2 separate regions of the Homo sapiens genome follow, and region 2 is linked to region 1. A link is a contact called in ENCODE Hi-C or POLR2A ChIA-PET data. All regions are on one chromosome and are shown on one strand. Each heading gives the region's core, a stretch centred on a gene start or an enhancer-like site at or near the end of the contact. The rest is flanking DNA. Distances are from core to core; before and after follow the strand shown. Region 1 overlaps EBF1 (EBF transcription factor 1). Region 2 overlaps EBF1 (EBF transcription factor 1).

Region 1 (6,821 bases), core at 2,940-5,439:
TGTACCGTTGGTGGGGGCTTTGTTTCTCATTTGCCATTTTTTGATTGGAATCTGTGATAATTCATGTGTCCTCATTGTGAGACAACTAAAAATTATCATTGTCAATACAGTTTCCTAACAATCCCAGAACCCAGGCAATTAGTTATAAATAAGTCATTGTTGGCAAAATAAAGAATGTCATCTAATGTCTCAGATGAATTAAAGGAACAGCTGGGAAAGGAAAGGAAGAAGCACAGAGAGAGAAAAAAAGGGGACACAGACTTCTTTATGGGGTCCCAGTAAAAGGAAAAACTTTATATGCCTAAATAAAGACACCAAAAAAAATAAACATGCTTGAGAAGTCATTATCCAATACACTTTTAAGCCAAATCCTAAAAACAGCTTTTCTGGAATGCTTTTGGATGACTGTTTATATGTTAAAATCAACATTTAAATTGTGCTACAAAGCTTATTGTGTACTACATAAGCAGTTCTAAGACCTCTAGAACAACATAGCTTTGGGTCTAATCCACTGAAAACACACTCTGTGCACATGAAAATTTGGTTCGCTCTGGTTGGGAAAAAGTGAGGAATGTGCTTGCCTCCAAATTAGAAGAGGGTCAAGAAAGCATTTAAAAAATATATTCCTCCATGAATGACCAAGTAGCCAGGGCCCCTTCGTGCACCTGAGAGATTTGCCAGCCAAGATGCAGATCAATTCCTGAAAGAAGCATTCATACCTTAAATATGCATTTATTCTCTCCCCCTCCACCAAAATGCACAGTTCCAATTTTTTTTTTCAAAAATAGGAGTTCAGAAATGAGGGGTGTTAGAAACACATAAGTTCTATTTGTTTAAACCAAAGTTAAGTATCATGAGATATGAAGGAAAGAAAAATCTTAGCAACCAGATAGATCCCAGTCACCCAACAAATGTTAAAATTGATTTTACAAGTTATTTTCTCCAAATTGGAAAGCAGCTTTCTACCATAGCATACCAAGTGAACAATGATCCATTTAATCATGATGTGGGAGATAGATTTTATTTGCTAGCATGTAAGAGCTGCTTCAGGTTCACTACTCTTCAATACTATTTCACCTAACAGTCTGAACAACTCATCATGGTTCCATGTGTAAGAATAAGAGATTATTTCTATTGAAACAAGTGGTACCAAAAAAAAGTAAAATAAAATGAGATCACTAGAAGTTTAAGAAGTCAAACTTTTGACCCAGGAATTCCATGTCTAGAAATCTATTCTAAGATTGTAATCAGAGCAACAGTTGAAGATTTATATTCAAAGGTGTTCATCACATGATATTTATAACCATGAAAAACTGGAAATAACTAAAATATCCAATAGCGAGGATCTTTTTAAAAATCACACACACACACACTTTAGTTAACAAACAGATGAGGAGACTGATATGAAAGAAAATAAAAGAAAAAGAGAAAATACACCTCAAATGCATTTATCTGGGAGTTGGTGTGAATAAATCATTTTGGTCTCCTTTTTAAACGTTTTCTTTTCTTTTTCTTTTCTTTTTTTTTTTTTTTAAGACAGAGTCTTGCTCTGTTATGAAGGCAGGCTGGACAGCAGTGGCACAATCTGGACTCACTGCAGCCTCAGCCTCCTGGGCTTCAACGATTCTCCCGCCTCAGCCTCCCAAGTAGTTGGGATTCTAGGTATGCACCACCACGCCCGGCTAATTTTTTTGTTGTTGTTGTATTTTTAGTAGAGACAAGGTTTCACCATGTTGACCAGGCTGGTCTCAAACTCCTGACCTGACGTGATTCGCCCACCTTGGCCTCCCAAAGTGCTGGGATTACAGGTGTGAGCCACCGCGCCCAGCCTAAACATTTTCATATTTTCCAAGTCCTCTATAACAAGTAATATTAGCAAAGGGACACTTTAAAAATGTCAAAATGGCTTTTATCAGTTTAAATTCTAATTAACATTATCTCTTTTAGACTCAAGGAATGTAAGATGCTGGAAGTAGGAGGTGATTTTGACCTTGGCCAGGGGGAAGCTCAGCCAGTGGAAAGCTCTCCCAGCCTCATGCTCTCCTCAACTACAGGAGCTCTGCTTTTATTTACTTTAATTATATTTTTAACTTGATGTCAAGCCAAGCCCTTTTTAATTTATGAAGGAGAAAACCCCCCAGAAAAGTTAGAAGTCTTGCCTAAAGTCACACAGCTTGTTAGTTGAAGATCTCATATTAAAACTCAGATGTCTTCATTCAGATAATCCTGTGTCCACTTTGTGGTTCTGTCTGTCCAACAAAGAGCGCATGTTTTCTGTTAATTGTTTTATAGTGTTAAGAGACCCACACAGAACTACCCAAATTGTCTTGCACAGTATTTCCTCCTTCAAAACCTACCCTCAACCTCGTGATTGTGTGGAACTTGACAAAAGAGCCTCGTTTAAGAAATGCCACTAGAAGCCAGTTAACAATAAAATATCACACTTTCTTTACTATGCCAGCCCTGGTCTTAAAGTATCTTTGTAAATGATCATGTCTCCTTAAACTTTAGAGTGAGAATTCATACTATGAATACGAAAAAGATGGCAGACTTACTGAGGACAACTTCCTGTTATCCAGGAGATAACTATTTTAGACATCACACAAAAAACAAGCAAAAAAAATTAGCTGGGCACGGTGGTGCACACCTGTAGTCCCAGCTACTCAGGAGGCTGAGGCAGGAGAGTCCCTTGAGCCAAGGAAGTCCAGGCTGCAGTGAGCTGAGATCTGCACTCCAGCCTGGGCAAGAGAGCAAGACCCCATCTCAAAAAAAAAAAAAAAGCAAAAATAAATTAAAGATGATATAGTACGTGATATTAGCATAGCTGACACTTGTTTTTTCATGCAAAAGAAACGTGGAAAACCTCAAAATTATTTCATTTTATCTCTGCATAATTTGTGGTTAGATTTTGAAAGTGCATCAGAACTTACTCCCTTTGCAATTATGTATGACTTACTCAAAATCTAAAATTCAGGCAATCCTCAAAATATTAACCATTGTACCAAAATACCAAATACAGGCTTGACACTTAAGTACTAAGCTAATGCTGAAATCATATTTGAATGATGATGCCAGGTGAGCATGAAAGTATACAGCCCGAAAGAGTAAAGTCTAATTATTGAAACAAAAGACAGAAGTTATGCTAAGTCATGGGCAAATTTTCAATAAGGTATCTGACCAAAAAAAGTCACGATATCCTCGCAGATGAGATGGAGATGAGTAGGAGGGTGGACAGACACAGACAGAGGAATGTAGTTTGCAGAATTCTGATCTGGATAAATAACCTTACCTACAGAGGTTACCAAAAGCTCTATGGGCAAATGCAAAACCAATTTCTGCTCTTGCAACACCTTCAGTATATTACCTGTCCACTATTTACACAATTGCTTCTTCTGTGTTCTATTGTTCCAAAAATTATTTATCTTTTTGCAAACAAAGAGGAAATGGTCTATGCTAGGTTTAAAACCCCGGAAAATACTCCCCCCCAGAAGCATGACTAGTTTGCATCTTTTGGACAGCTAAGATCAAAGTGATTTAAAATGTTTATTTTTAAAGTAAACCATTTATACTGATCTTTGAAAAAGCTCTTTCGCCCTTTAAGAACTGTATTTGTCTCCACAACTCTTTTAGAGACATACTAAAGTCACACTACATTCAAGATGGCACCATCAGAATTGTCCTGCCTGATTTATCTGACACCATCTCAATGTCAGCTCCACAGGGAGTAGATCCAAAGGAGGGCAGGGAAACGCATAAGGCTGGACCTGTACAGCAAGAGCCTCCATGAGCCCCGTAACGAGATGATGTACGCCACAGGGCTCTTTAATTGAAAAAAGCTGCAAAGAAACAATACCAAGGGGAAATCATAAACAGTGTTTTTTGGGATCACTTAAGAAAGTAACCTTCGTGAATCTCCAACTTCTGTTTACAGAGAAGGAAGTTACAACTTAAAGTCCAGTTCCTTGCAAATTATAGACACACACCATAAAACAGTAGATACAAAATGCCACAAAGACTTTGCGGGGAGGGTGAGCCCTGCTCCCTTTCCTTTTCAAATCTGGAGTGTGATTTGAATTGCATCAGGGTCACCGTATCTGGAGGAGTTTTCCCAGCCGCCTAACTTTATTTCACATCTCAAGCACAACGCTTCTTTTATGAAAACCCAGCTTAAATATTAATGCGTGTTTTCTTAAGGAAGTTGAAGGCAAATCAACTTCCTGGTACCCAGGGTATCTGATTTCTAAAATGGTCTAACACTGATTGTCACAGCTCCGCCAGATGTGAAGGGTGAAGCTCTGTAAAAAACGGAAAGGCCAGCTTTCAGGCTCTCTGCTGTGCAGGTCCCACGCCTCCCTGAGCTGCATCCTCTGAGAGTATATTTTTGTTAGCTGGCTGCCGGAAGCCCTCAACTGCCCGAGTTGTTTTGCGATCCTATAAGGACCTTCCCAGCCCTGCTGTCAGCCCTGAAATTAAGAGTGTGTTTGTGTTGGTAAGTTTGGGGGGCTGGTTAAAATAATAAGTATTTTCATCAACATCGCTGTTTCAGCAGAATGGAAGCGGGTGGGGTACCAGAGCAGGGCTCCAAAGTTTGCTAAAAAGCCTATTTTGAGAAAACCTTTGTTCTAAATACTCTTGTTACCTCCTGCATCAAGAAACAATGTCTTTTGTTAGAACCCCCCCTTCTCTGACTGCTGCGTTTGTTTACTGACATTTTCAATACTGGGCAATACAAAGAGCATTTCCTCATATTAACTCCAAATGTCACAAAGAACAAAATCTGGTTCTAAAGAAGCCTGTCTAACCAGATAAGATGGGTTCTGCTAAGAAAAAATATAATGAAAATAAATCTTGCGCTTTAATGTGGCCCACATAGCCTTTGTGGAGCCTTTTCTTTGACTTTCTTGCTGTGTCATTCGGAAGCCACTTGGCTTTGCATCACTCTAACCAAGAGAGACCTTACTGCAATGACCCTGGTCTCTGCTTAGAAAATGCTGACATGTGGCCGGGTGCAGTGACTCACGCCTGTAATCCCAGCACTTTGGGAGGCCAAGGCAGGCGGATCACAAGGTCCAGAGTTCAAGACCAACCTGGCCAACATGGTGAAACCCCATCTCTACTAAAAATACATAAATTAGCTGGGTGTGGTGGCACGCGCCTGTAATCCCAGCTACTCGGGAGGCTGAGGCAGGAGAATGGCTTGAACCCAGGAGGCGGAGATTGCAGTGAGCTGAGATCGCGCCACTGCATTCTCGCCTGGCAACAGAGACAGACTCTGTCTCAAAAAAAAAAAAGAAAAAAGAAAAGAAAAGAAAAGAAAATGCTGACATGTGATTTGAAGAACATTTGGCTTCCATATTAGTTAAGAGTCTAATCATGGCCACTGCCATGGGCTGAATTGTGTCCCATTCCACTCCAAAATTCATATGTTGAAGTCCTAACCCCCAGTACCTCAGAATGTGACTGTATTTGGAGAGTCTTTTTTTTTTTCTTTTTTTAGACAGGGTCTCACTCTGTCACCCAGGCTGGATGGAGTGCAGTGGTGAGATCTCAGCTCACTGCATCCTCAACCTCCCAGGCTCAAGCAATCCTCTCACTTCAGCCTCCTGAGTAGCTGGGACTACAGGCAAGCCACTATGCTCTGCTAATTTTTGTACTTTTTTTTTGTAGAGTTTTGTAGAGAAAGGGTTTCGCCATGTTGGCCAGGTTGGTCTCAAACTCCTAGCCTCAGGCAATCCTCCCAACTTGGCAACCCAAAGTGCTGGAATTATAAGCATAAGCCACTGCACCCAGCCTTGGAGACAGGGTCTTTAAAGAGGTCATTAAAATTAAATAAGGTCATTGGGGTGGGCCTTAATCCAATATGACTGGTGTCCTTATAAGAGGAAGACATTAAAACACAGACATGCCCAGGGGAAGACCATGCAAAGGCACTGGAAGAAGACGGCGTCTACGAGCCAAGGAAAGAGGCCCTCAGAAGAAACCAACCCTAACAGCACTTTGATCTCAGACCTCTGGCCTCTAGAAGTGTGAGGAAATAGATTTCTGCTGTTTAGGCCACCTGGTCTGTGGTACTTTGTTATGGCAGCCCTGGCAAACCAGTGTGCCCATCATGCAACTGCTAAGCTTTAAATATATATTTATATTAAAGTCCTTTTTGAGCAGCCCTTCTAAGTTACCAGAGGATGATCCATAAGTAATATATGAATTTTCAAATTGGTTTATTCTGCGGATATTTGTGAAGCACCACGGCAAGCACAGGGAACAAGAAGGTCAGCAAAAGCAGACACAGGCCCTGCCCTCAGTGAGCTTACAGACTAAAGGAGGCAGGCATGAATCAAATAGTCTCCTAAGAGGACTCTAGGCATGTCTCTGAAGGACACAGGCCCAGTGTTATAAGAGTGAAAACAAAGAAGCCTGACAACTCAGGAACTCAGAGAGGCTTTCCTGGAAATAGCATCTGAAGGACGAGGAACACTTGAAGAGGCAGAGAGGCAAGGAAGGCACTCCAGGTAGAGGGGTCCAATTGCAGAAGGACCCCAAGGTACAGGGAGCATGAATGAGGCTGGAGGGCCCACAATGCTGTGCCTGAGATCCAGGCTGAGGCTGGTGAGGCAGAAGATCAGACCACTGGAGCCCTGTGGTGGTGCAGTGGAGACTGATCCAGATGGGTTCATCCAGTGGGAAACCAATAAGGACTTTAGCTTAACACCCCCACCCATCCCTATCGGCTGTACTAACACCTTGAGACTGATCCAAACTGAAGGCATAACACTCTCTGTCCCATGCACACCTATCCTTCCAGCTCACACTCCTCCCAAGCA
Region 2 (6,821 bases), core at 1,705-4,204, 200 kb before region 1:
CCCCTAAGACTCAGACCCACATATGAATTACAGTAAAATCTCTCTCCACCTTCTTCTATTTCCAAGTTCAGAAAATGGCATCCTAATATAATAGCACAGGTGCCAATTTAAATACAGGAACATTGAAAATACTGCCAAACTTCCAGGCTTAGAAGCTTTTCTGTTGTTACATGTTGGGCTGCTAAACACACACTGAGTCTGAACATCTAACACAAACGATAGCAACACTATGAGAAACATTTTTAAAGTATCAGGCAGTTCCTTTTAACTTTCATTTTTAATCTGGACATTGTCCATTCCAATGGTCTTCACTATAGAATGTTGCACGTATCATGAAAATAATAACAATTTACTAACAAATAGACTATTCTAAAATAGTACCTTAATAACACTTTCCCCCAACTCTCTTTTTCTTTTAAACAGCAAAGATTGGATTCCACAGGCCTTTAGCTAACCAAATCAAGGAGAGTTTCTAGGATTCTGCCAAAGTTGAAAGGTAGAGGAATATGAGGTTTGACTTTATAGATTTGTTGCACATAATAGTTACTGGAAAAGCACAGCTGGTTTGATGATTCCGCCAGAAGATTTTGGCAAAGAAAGACCAAAGATATATTTTCTTCCTCTATCAAGAAATGATCCAATACATTGGAACTGGCTGGGATATATCCCCCTCACCCACCAGCCCACGGATAATACACCCAACAGCATTTGCCTCAGGCCCAGCACATAGTAGGTGCTCAGTATCTGTTGGCTTCTCCAGCTATGTTCAAAAGAGAAACAGATAAAAAACAATGAAGAATTAAAGATCTCAATTTGTACCAACTACGTTCATTTTAATTATCATTCTTCTAAATAGTAGCCCAAGTACATTGCTCTCTGTTCATATTCAACATTTGCACTATCTTGAAATTTTTATTACTTTGCCCCAAGGACGATGAAAGAAACTGAAGGGTTGAGAAGAGGCCTCAAATCTGACACTGTCTGTGTCCCTGTTCCCTGGGTCCCCTGCTGCATTTCTCCCCAGAACTGTGGATGAAAAATGTGGGTTTGAACAACTGGTATCCTGCTGATTGCAACTGTCAATTAAATAAGCCAGCAACACAGGAGCATATGTTCGCATATAAAATATTGATTAATTTCACAGATTGGGATAAAAATATATTAGTACTTGGGTTCTGCTTTCATGCTTAGCGTTCAGATATGCACTCAGTCCATTCAGATCTATTTCTGCACCCTGTGGGCTCAAGAGTGTTACTTTTGTGTTTCGCTTTTCTTATCTTTCTCTGGTTGCCCATGTTAGTGCTTCTGTTATAACTGACCAGCAGCATACGTTTAAGCAGGATTTTAATTACTAGGTCATCTCCCAGCCGACTTGCCCACGGCAGGCCGGCAGAAAAGCCACAATCCTGCAATCCATGCTTCAGATTTTCTCTTGTGTCCCTCCAGGTAAATCTCTTTTTTTTGAGGATGCTAAAATCATGCTGATGGCATCATATTCATCTGATAACAATGATGACCACCTAATTTCTATAAAGTATCATTTCTGTCCACTGAGTATTTCAAGTTGCAGGGCTGGCACAGGGAGTTTGAGATGGGGTGCCTGATAGTGTGACGTGATACCAGGACTTTTTATCTTAACCCAGAAAAGCACCTTCCCATATATCACTGCACATGCCAACTAACTTACCCTTGGGATTTAGCATAGATCTGGCTTTTCAATTTGCCTTTGAGTAATGTCGTCAATTTGTTTCAATTGAAGCAAGTATTATATTACATGCTCAAATAGCAGGAGAATTTCTCTCCACGTCTGAAGTCCAATGTGGAGGGGAGGTTAGCACTGACTAAACAATAAGAAAAAACAGTGGTGAGGACCCCTGTGTCAACTACTTGGAGATTCAAAAGCTGCAGATAAAAACCTAACTTTGGCCACGACCAAATCCTTAAAGGATGGCCTCAGTTTCCCAAATGTGTTTAGTAAAACTAATAATACTAGTGCCCTCCCATGGCTGTTAAGAGCATTAAAAGAGATCATACAAAGTGCTCAGCACTGAACTTGATGCAGAGAAAGTACTTAACAACCGCTATCGTAACAGTAAGGCCATGATCACCCAAAACACTGCTCTAAATGCTACCATTTTATGGACACTGAGTTCTGTTAGCTCATGATTAAGAAACTGCAATGGAACCACATCTCAAAGTCAAAGAGTAAACAACCTATGGAAATTTTCCAAGTTTAGTTTCTCAAAAATGGATCTCAGACCTAACCTACCTTCCCTATTTGCCCTCCCTACAGCTTCTAATGTTTTATCCCCACGTGGAATTTTGAATATGTGTTCCCCTCTCCTGTTCATTCTCATTGAAAATTTTAAAAGTTTCCCTGATTCTTCAGACTTGGCTGAGTCCCCCAGTTCTAAGCTCTCTTAGGAGTCTGTATTTGTACCTTATAGCACTTAACCATCATTGCAGTTTAAATCATTCCGTGTGCCATTATTTGTCTAATATCGGCACATAAATACTTACACTCATGTGACAGTCTACGTCATAATGCTAACAACTGTCCCTGCCTTATCACCTCTGTAGCCCTATTGTCTGATATAATTGGCAGTCAGTCAATAAACATGTGTTAGTGTTAAATAGATGAATGATTGAATGAATAAGCAAATGAACTAAAGAGGAATCACTGGTGTTATTAAGATGTTAAGGAACTAAACAGAGTAGCTGAAAAGTTAAGAATTCTTCCAAAAGTTATTAACAATTGCCACTACACCCACAATGGGCTTCTTAGGTTGACAACTGGTGGCTACGTGGAGTCCCATTTCCTGGGTCGACCTAGCCCCCATTTCAGCAGCAGGCACTCTATTCTCTTGGGGGTTAAAATTAGCACCAGTAAGCTCCCCCTTTAGTGGGCTCTAATCATGCAAGGACCCAGGTGGATCTTGCTGACAGATGTTAAGGTTAGAAGGAAGGGTAGCAGCCAGATGAGAAAACAGAGCCACCCCCTTCCGGAGGTACCAGGACTTCCTGCCTTTAGACCCGGTGGTTCCTGCCTGCCTGCCCCTCCCCCATGCATCAGTTTCAACACAGTTGCTGCTCTTTCTGTCATCTGAACTCAAATTCTATCTCAGAAATTGATGGGCGATCCTGCCCTTGACAACACAATGTCAGCCTTGCTCAGTGTCCAGCTGGTTCCGTATGTATTATCATAATGCGCTGCCTGGGTGGACCCTGGCTGATTTTCTCTCCTGATGCAAGTCCTCTTTCCAAACTAATTTCTGCTCTCTGACATGCAGACCCTACTTGTTTAAAAATAAAAAAACAGCAGCTTGGGAGTTTTATTTTTTAAAATCCTGTTAGGATATTTAAGTCTATTCTAACAGTAAACTGAGCCTAAAGGACTTTCTTTTAAAAATGATTTGACTCAAAAAAAGAATGTTTCCCAGGGTCCTACACTGTTTCCTGGTGACTTGAAAGAATTATTACTTCCCCCAACCCTTACAGCCCTCTCTAACAGCATTTCCCAAACTTCAGTCCTGATTTTCCTCTATCCCTGTACCACTTACACTATTATTTACTTAATAGTATTTAGCTGCTATGTTTGTTTAGATCAACTTTTTCTTTAACTTTAGTCTTGCCCTAAGCAATAATAGCTGTGAGATCATGATTTTGAAGTTGGAGTTATTGTTTTGTTTACGCATTAACATAAACACACAACCATTAAAAATGTTTAAATGTTTATCCTCCATTTTCTAAAATTATCTCACCTACTGCATGGGAAATAGTGGTCTGAAAGCTCACTGCAAACTATCAAGCCGCTTGTACACAACACCTTCCCAGCTGAAGAAATCCAGGGAGAAGAATGCAGGGTGAGAGCTACCTAAGGCACAATGGCTATGTATGCCACATTTCTATGGCTTTTCCAGGCCTCCTAGAACCAACTGTTAACCTCCTGCAGAGATGGCCAAGGTGGAGGGAAATTGGATCCTTTCACCTGGGCATTTTGGTAGCCACTTTTCCAAGGCTGCAGGTGTGTAGCCCCTCAAGACATAAAAGAACCTCTCACAGAATTAGCTGGGTTCAAAAAACAAATCATCAGAGCTTGAAGGGCTCTTCCAAGACCCACCTTAATTGATGAGGAAACAGAGGCCCAGAGAAATCAAAGTACATACTCAAAGTCATGTAGTAAGGTAGTGGCAGAGCTTGGTTTTAATTTATTTCTGCACATATAACTGAAAATGGTCAAACAAAAATATTTCAAAATCAACCCCTGGCCACTGCTTCTAAATATCTCATCTTAAGAAGGGTTTATGAACAGCACATCAAAGCTTCCACTTGCCCATAAACATCATTTGAAGCCTCTGAAATTCTCAAGTGAGGGGAGCTCCTGTGACAGATAAGTATAGAGACAGCTTGGTTTGAAACAATCAATTAGGCAAATCAATGCAATTGGAATTATGATGCTTTTGTAACCAAATATAAGACAAAAAAAATTAGGCTTAAAAAAGTTCTGACCAGGCTGGCTCATACCTGTAATGCCAGCACTTTGGGAGACCAAGGGGATGTAATTGCTTAAGCCCGGGCATTGAAGACCAGCCTGAGCAACATAGGAACCCTGTCTCTACAAAATCAAAATAATTAGCCTGATGTGATGGAGTGCACCTGTAGTCCCAGCTACTTGGGAAGCTGAGGTGAGAGGATAGCTTGAGTGCAGGAGTTTGAGGCTAAAGTGAGCTATGATTGCACCACTGCACTTCATAGCCTGGGCAACAGAGCAAGGCCCTGTCTCATTAAAAAAAAAGTTTTTACATAAAGTCCTGTCATTTCTGGCCAAAATATAAGTAGAAAGCAACAATCTTTCCTCCCCAAATCTCCCCTACAACACACAACACACCACACTTTGTGCTTATTAAAATTAGTAAGGTGTGACTCACTCATTTATTAGCTCAACCAACCAAATACTGGAAATTTCCCACAGTTTACAGGTTTGTCAAGAAATTCATATAAGAAACTAGCCTCCCTATATCCAAATCGGTTTCCCATGTTATTTCTAGCATGAGGTTTACAAACTCTTCAGTATCCTAACGGTTGTTTAACTCATCATCTCATCATTTTCTCATGGACTCCTTCCTCCACACCTTGTACACGTGCCAGAGAGCCCATATGGTCAACAAATGATTTCTAGGGAGATGAGTTAGGACATTCTTGCAAATAAATAAAATATTACCAGCATCCTTATTATCTTGCCAGCCCCACAGAAAATATACTAGTCATCGAATAAAATCAGCATTTTTTAAAATTCAACTAGCAGAATGTGTCCCAGCCATGGGAAAAATTTCCTTCAGGTTTCTGAAGGAAAATCAACTATAAAGTAAATATACATGATGTGCCCCATTTTTTAAAAAGATATGCTCTGGGCTAACTTTTGAAAAGTCTGTTGAAGATACCAGCACAATTGCCTTGCTTGTGTTAAGAAAAAAATAAGAACAATAGGATAGGAGATGGAAGGAATTTCTCATACTGTAATGTAACAGAGCAGTAGATTAGAGTGCAGACTTCAGCATCAAGCTTCCTGGATTTGAACCCTGGGTCTACTACTTAATTGCTGTGTGACTTTAGGCTAGTTATTGACCCTCTCTTTAGCCTTGGTTTTCTCCTCTTTACAACAGGGTACTTATAGCACTCTGTGCCTGTCATAGTAGGGCTCAGGGAATGTTTATTGTTATTATTCTTAGCACTGTTATTAGGCAGACCTAAGGTCAAATTCCAGGTCCAATTCTAATTAGTTCTGCAGCTTTGAGTAAGTTATTGATTCTTTCTAAACCTCAGTTTTCTCATCTGTAAAATGGTGATAATAATTATTATATATCATGAGATTTGTTGGAAGACTTGATGAGATGATAAGTAAAATAGTTAGCATGGTGCTGGCATATATAGTAAATGATCCATAAATGCTAATAGTTTAAAAAAACAACAATAGTGGTAGTAAATAATAATAGAGTAATAAATATTATTACCTGGCCTGGTTACTGTCAAGTATGGCAAAAAAGTCTGAGCACTATTTCTCATTTGTTATCAGTGCTATTGGTGGTGCCATGGTCAAATGAGCAGAACATAGATCACCTGCTCATGAACCCTTCAGTCTGTCTGATGCTGAGATCCTGCTGGCTACCATATCCCCAGTGTTAGGATTTCCGGTGTTACCTGCTTTATGAATTACTCAGGGAATACACTGGAAATCAGTCTTCACTCACATCGTTGTGCATTATCTTGACCACTTACCACATCCTTTCTATTTCAAGGAAAGACAAAAGGCATCTTCTCAACTGCACAAAGTAAAAGCCCTGATTTGATACCTGAAAATCTGGGGTCTCAGTGCTCTATTTTATGACACAGCTGGATATTCTTAGCCCTAATGTTTTGCTCTTACACCTGTCTTCTTTTCTCAAATAGGGAAATCAATTGGTAAATTGTAACATGCCACCCTCAGTCACAAAAGATGACACCAATATTTTTCTACTTAGCCTGGGCCCTTCACCAAGATGATCTTGCCTTAGTGGGCTTGGCTGGGATTCTGCATCAAAACTAGCCACAGAAGGGCTGTTGGCTATGTGGGAAGCTATGCATCATCCATCATCTGCCCTTGAATGTACATTTCTGTCAGGAAGCTGGATTTATTTTACAGACATTCTTCTCAGCATCCTGGGAATCCCAGAAAGACTGGAGGCAAGGCTAGGCCAATATGAAATGGATAGGCATTGGGGTGGACCCCAAATCCTCTGGCATGTTTATCCAGTGACCAGGAAACTATGCAAACCCTGAAATGC

Evidence for each region. Hi-C counts contacts between places; a loop is a spot of excess contacts on that map. ChIA-PET counts read pairs that join two places held with the same protein, here RNA polymerase II (POLR2A). Pooled maps may share reads with other maps.
Region 2: a map of OCI-LY7 shows a loop between it and region 1 (2.9-fold over the local background). The contact joins two enhancer-like sites. A Hi-C loop is called at or near these places in 1 of 168 maps with a recorded cell type or tissue (OCI-LY7), 6 of 37 single-sample maps with no recorded cell type and 6 of 50 pooled maps. POLR2A ChIA-PET finds 5 or more read pairs at or near these places in 1 of 52 experiments (OCI-LY7).

What each region holds. Positions count from the first base shown.
Region 1 is chr5:159,007,007-159,013,827 of GRCh38, forward strand. The region is part of intron 6 of EBF1 (EBF transcription factor 1); the gene reads right to left. Among named protein-coding and RNA genes, the nearest start is that of EBF1, 89 kb to the right of the region's middle. Within about 2 kb of position 4,190, at least 12 of the 41 ENCODE cell types and tissues checked have a DNase peak (open chromatin) inside an H3K27ac peak, as active enhancers do; they include OCI-LY7, where a contact is called at or near this core.
Region 2 is chr5:158,809,562-158,816,382 of GRCh38, forward strand. The region is part of intron 8 of EBF1 (EBF transcription factor 1); the gene reads right to left. Among named protein-coding and RNA genes, the nearest start is that of EBF1, 290 kb to the right of the region's middle. Within about 2 kb of position 2,955, at least 9 of the 41 ENCODE cell types and tissues checked have a DNase peak (open chromatin) inside an H3K27ac peak, as active enhancers do; they include OCI-LY7, where a contact is called at or near this core.